Linked DNA regions of Homo sapiens: region 1 is linked to region 2. The links are chromatin contacts, found by Hi-C or POLR2A ChIA-PET in ENCODE. All regions are on one chromosome and are shown on one strand. The core of a region is the stretch at or near the end of the contact, and the rest is flanking DNA. Distances in the headings are between cores, read along the strand shown. Region 1 holds the start of LINC02354 (long intergenic non-protein coding RNA 2354). Region 2 has its middle 22 kb from the start of LINC02156.

Evidence for each region. Hi-C counts contacts between places; a loop is a spot of excess contacts on that map. ChIA-PET counts read pairs that join two places held with the same protein, here RNA polymerase II (POLR2A). Pooled maps may share reads with other maps.
Region 1: a loop to region 2 is called in a pooled map, with 2.5 times the contacts of the local background. The contact joins the promoter of LINC02354 here to the enhancer-like site in region 2. A Hi-C loop is called at or near these places in 4 of 50 pooled maps. POLR2A ChIA-PET finds 5 or more read pairs at or near these places in 2 of 52 experiments (BJ and activated naive CD4-positive, alpha-beta T cell).

The regions. Positions count from the first base shown.
Region 1 is chr12:47,827,886-47,830,585 of GRCh38, forward strand. It overlaps LINC02354 (long intergenic non-protein coding RNA 2354), which reads left to right and starts at 1,272. Exons shown (of 3, transcript XR_007063292.1): 1 at 1,272-1,645. RefSeq lists an enhancer at 231-410.
Region 2 is chr12:47,391,835-47,394,591 of GRCh38, forward strand. No RefSeq gene overlaps it. Among named protein-coding and RNA genes, the nearest start is that of LINC02156, 22 kb to the right of the region's middle. Within about 2 kb of position 1,438, at least 14 of the 41 ENCODE cell types and tissues checked have a DNase peak (open chromatin) inside an H3K27ac peak, as active enhancers do.

The DNA.
Region 1 (2,700 bases), core at 22-2,521, 440 kb after region 2:
GTGGCTCACACCTGTAAACCCAGCATTTTGGGAGGCTGAAGTGGGCAGATTACCTGAGGTCAGGAGTTCAAGACCAGCCCGGCCAACATGGCAAAACCCCGTCTCTACTAAAAACACAAAAATTAGCCAGGCGTGGTGGCAGGCACCTGTAATCTCAGCTACTCCGGAGGCTGAGGCAGGAGAATTGCTTGAATCCAGAAGGCAGAGTTTGCAGTGAGCTGAGATCGTGCTACTGCATTCCAGCCCGGGTGACAGAGTGAGACTCCACCTCAAAACGAAAGAAAGAAAAAAAGAGATCATTTAAAAGTACCCAGAAGAATGGACAGAGTGAGGAGGTGTTGTACTGTGGTTAAGAGCAAGGATTTGGTGTCGAGCTGCTTGGGCTGGAGCTTGTTGCTTCCCCACTGCTTGACCTTACGTATATTATTTAACCTTGAGGAGTCTTGGTTTCCCATCTGCAGATTAGGGTATGAAGTGCCTGCTATATTAGGGTTTTGCGAGGACCGATGAGATTGGGACATGAAGTACTTAACTACAGTGCCTGGCACACATTGGGCTGTTAGGGACAGAGCTCCAATGCTCACATCAGTAATAGAAGAGAGACAGTGTCCTGTCTCTTCTGTCTCCCTAAGCCTGTTTTCCTCTATAATTTGAGGTCTCAAAGTGAGCACTGAGCTGATTTATGCAAATGAATCCAGTAGGGCCTATCGCCCAAGCTGACCTTTCTAGGGTATACAGGGTAGCTTGGCCAGGCTACAGAAATGGGAAAATAGGTGCAACCTTCCTGATCCTCCTGAAATCCTCAAGTGTTGTCTTGAAGTTGAGGGGAACCAGGACCAGGCTGCGGGGAGTACCACAGGGACTGCAGAAAGGGCCTGGCCTCCCCTCCCGAAACACTGCACATCTGGAGTGATCTGCCCATCTGGCTGTATCCCTGGGGCAATGGCCACAGCTGCTATTTGAGGGAGGAGACATCCAGCTCCTTAGCCAGGGCCTGGGGCCGGGGGGTGGGGGGGTGGTGGGTAGTGGGGGCTATAAATAAGAGGACCAGGGGGGCAAGGTTGACCTTTTGGGGCGGGGGGCAGGAGCTGGTGACTTCCCCCTCTTTGCTTGAGTCCAGAGCCAGAGTTTTAGCAAAACAGGAAGAGGCAGCAGCAGCTTCTGGGAAAGTGGGAGTGGCTCCCCTTCCCCCACTTGCCTGGGGCCTTCGGATCCCAGCCAGGACCTGGGAGAGGTGGAGTCATCTAGGCAAGGAGAGGGAGGGGCAGACCCACGCAGACTGGGCCCCAGCTTCAGTGCCCTCAAATGGCGCAGCCGGGGCACAGGAAAAGGAGAATGAGACAGAGAAGGGCAGCCCAATGGAGTATATCTGCCACCCCTCGTCCCCTCCTGTTCCCTTCTATAGGCATTAGAAATGGAGCTCAAAATGTGCCTGTGACCCAGGTAGTGTACATGGAAGTTCGAGGTCAAGTTGAGCACACCTCCATCTCTCATCCCCTCCCAGCCTGTGGTGAGCTAAGCCTAAGACAGAGTGCGTGGGAGGGAGGGCTCTAGACAGGAGGAAGGACACCTCTGGGCTTCTGGAAAGAGATCCAGGACCTGGCCCAGGTGGAGTGATAGAAAAATCTTCCAATGAACTATCAAGGTGAGGGGATCCAAAGGTCTGGGTGGTCCTGGGTGAGTGTTTTTCCAGAATAATGGGGCATCTACAGGGACAAGCTCAGGAGAGCTAAGCCTCAGTCCAGAGACCCTCATGAAGTCAAAGACTGAAGGAATTATCCAGGAAATGTTGCCTGGCTTTGCTTCGCCTGAGTGAGGCTGGCCACTGAGAATCTGTCCTTCAGTGTCTGTCTGGAGACATCTGGTTGGAGCTCTGGCTGGCCCACACCTGTAGTAGGGCCTGCACCTGTGTCTGTCATGTACTGCCCTTGTCTCCCGAGCCTGGAGCCCCACACTTCACCTGCTGGGAGGGTCTAGATAAGCGCTGTCCAATAGAAACGGAATGTGAGCCACATATGTAACTTATTTTCTATTAGCCACATCAAAAAAAGGAAAAATAAACAGGTGAAATTCATTTTAGTAGTATATTTATGTAACCTAATATAGTAAATCTAAAACATTATTTTGGTATGCAATCAAAATAAAAAATTACTAATGAAATCTTTTACATTTTTTTTCCATACTAAGTGTTTGAAAGCCAGTGTATATTTTATACTAACAGCACATTTCAATTCTGACTGGCCACATTTCAAGTGCTTAGTAGCCACATGTGGCCACTGGCTACTGTATGGACAGCACAAGTTTAGACTTATAGCTTTACCTCTTCTTCATCCCTTCCAGTCTCTTATTGGGGAAGAGGCTCAAGAGGTGAAGGAAAAAGCTGGTGAGGCCAGTGTTAAGGGTTAATTTGCTCTAGGAGGGTGACCACTCCCTTTGGGTTTCAAGCATCTATCTCTAGACCTGGATCCGTTTTAGTGTCCAGGCAGGCAAGGAAATTGAGGCATAGAGCAGCATCTTCCCTGACAACTGGCCTTCTCCTGCCCTTCCCAGTGCTCCTTCTCTGAGCAGAAGGTTGATAGAATCCGATTACCTCTTCAGGCGCATTAGCCTCCACCTTCCTCTTTCCTCTTCCAAAAGCGACTCCAAACCCAAAGGTATTTGAGTAGCTGAGTTAAGGAATATGGGAGGAGAAGCAAATTT
Region 2 (2,757 bases), core at 188-2,687:
GTCTCTGTCACCGTGTTTGGAAGAAGGCTAATTGTTCATCCCAGGCCAGTGTCCAGCGAAGCTGGATCAGTTTCCTCTCCTTCCACTCCCATCTACATGCTAGGAGGGGCTGGGTGCATTGTGACCAGCCAGGGCACGGATTTGGCCCTCCCTGCAGAGCCTGCTTCTGTTCCTTCTCCCTTTCCATCTCCCAGAGTTCTCACCTACCTCCCACCCACCTCCTTGAGATCCGGTTCTCTAATAAAGCTAGTCGGATGAATAAGCCAAGGCTCACAGAGGGCTATTTTGGCAAGCATACACCTATGCTTAGGAGGATCCCCCAACAAATCACTAAAATAGTCAGACCTCAACTGGGCTAGAATGCCAGGAGGGTCCAATCAGAACTCCTAGCTCTGCTACACATAAGAAGAGTTAGATGAGTTTTCTCCAATACTCAGACGCCTCATCTGTTAAACAGGCATAGCAATGCCTTCCTCCCAGGGTTTTATGAGAACCAGGAAAGATAGTGTCATCGTGCTTTAGTTCAGTGTGTGGCACAAAAGGAGGGCACTTCAAAGCAGTAGTGGAGGCTGGGTGCGGTGGCTCAAGCCTGTAATCCCAGCACTTTGGGAGGAAGAGGTGGTCGGATCACCTGAGGTCAGGAGTTCGAAACCAGACCGGCCAATATGGCAAAACCCCATCTCTACTAAAAATACAAAAATGTATCAAGTGTGGTGGCACGTGCCTGTAATCCCAGTTACTCGGGAGGCTGAGACAGGAGAATTGCTTGAACCAGGAGGCGGAGGTTGCAGTGAGCCAAGATCACACCACTGCACTCCAGCCTGGGCAACAGAGCAAGACCCCATCTCAAAAAAAAAGAGCAGTAGTGAGCCGAACAAAGACATACAAATGTGTAGTTTAAAACTATATTTATAATAATAGAATCAGCAACACCAATGAAGTATACAGCATTACTAATATTGTCCTCAAGTAGAAATTTTAGTCACTGAGGTAGAGGAAGTAGAAAACTTATTTTAGAGCCTGTGGCACTTGGTCCCCAGCTGTGAGTAAAACCTATCCTATTTCAAACTATCATATGTCTTTGGGTCTCTAAATAGTCCCCAAAGTGAAGAACATGCAGTGTAGTGTTTCCTAAAAGAAAGGTACTACATTGTCCATATCGTTTTTTTCAAAAATCAATTTGCCTAGGCCCTCGTTGACTTGTCAATTTGTTATTTTGCCAGCAGAATATATAATTTCTTTTTATAACCTGACCTTATTTTGCAGTACTGTCCTAAGGAAATGTGAAAATACTCATCGTACAAAAGAAAGAGAAATAGCCATCCAGGGCAAGATAAGAAAGAGCAGAGGGACTCAAGTCAGGGCAAAGCAATGAGACTGAAAGAGGAGGGAGGAGAGGGTAAGGAAATGAACAAGCAAATACTCTGGAAGCCAGCCAAGTCCCAGATGCGAACTCCTGGTGAGTCTGTCAATCCACAGATTGTGCCGTTTCATTTGCATTTCTATTTCTTCTTAAGGCAATGATGTATATTTCATTTCATCTTTTATTTTGTTTATGATTTAATTATGAGAAGATAAGGAATCTAGGCACGAAGGAAGTTATTCTTTCCCCCCAAGTGCTACATCTGTTAGAGGTTGGATATAAGTGAATTAATTGCCAAAAATATCTGAGGGGGAAGCCACGTTTGCTCTTCAGTTTCATTACCAGGGATTGCCAGAGCTTCATTCCAACATCCCATCCTTGTTATTGAAAAACAAGTACTTACCAGTAAAGGGTGCCAACACTTAAACAATGAAGAGATGGTTTAATCAGACAGGATTCTTCTTCTACTCCCAAATATCATTGCTTCCACAATGTAGGAGTCTACTTATGAGTGTTCAAGTCACGCACACACACACGCATGTGCACACATCCACAAATATACTGTACTGGCTCAGTAAACATTTACTCCACTGCTGTTGAATTATTAAATATTGAATAAATACACAGGTAATTTAGTACTTTTGATGAAAAGGCAATTTATCCAACAAATATATTTTGTTAAGCTCTCTCTGGTTTAACGTAATGGTGGAATTCCCTAGGAACATAGGAATTTTTCTTGCTTTCAAGAAAATTCCAGGGGCAGCTCATCAGAAACAACCACAATAAAAGTGTGACAGGTCAAAAAGTATTAGTATGTGCACTGGTACTAACTGGATTGTGTGCTGCTTTTGTTTCCCCTTTTACAGTCAAAGAGAATTTTCCAAGAACCAGCCCCACCACCTCCCTACCTACCTTTGCCACCTTTTTCCTTTCTCAGGAAAATTCTCTCTTCCCCGGTTACTTGAACTTTTGTAACACCAACTGAGGGGAAGGGTGAGGGGAGGAGAAAGACTGAAGAGGCAGGGGACCAAGGGGAGGACGTGGGCCTAGAGTCTGAGTGAATCACATCCCGAGGTGAGTGTAGGTTGTAGAGGAAGAGATGGGGAAAAAGAGGGGATTTTCCTCTGAGATGCCACATGATGTTCATTTCACCCTGTAGTCTCACCGTGCCCCTCCATAGAGTTAAAAGCCAACCTCATGCTAGGAATTCCTAGCATTTTTAACTCAGGCTTTGACTATACTCCAGAGCTCCAGATCCACTTGGACTTTGTTTAAGAAACATCTCAAATTTACCTTGTCCAAAACAAAGCATTTGTTTAGCACCCCTTAAAAACGTGTTTCTCGGCAGGGCGCAGTGGCTCACGCCTGTAATCCCAGCACCTTGGGAGGCCGAG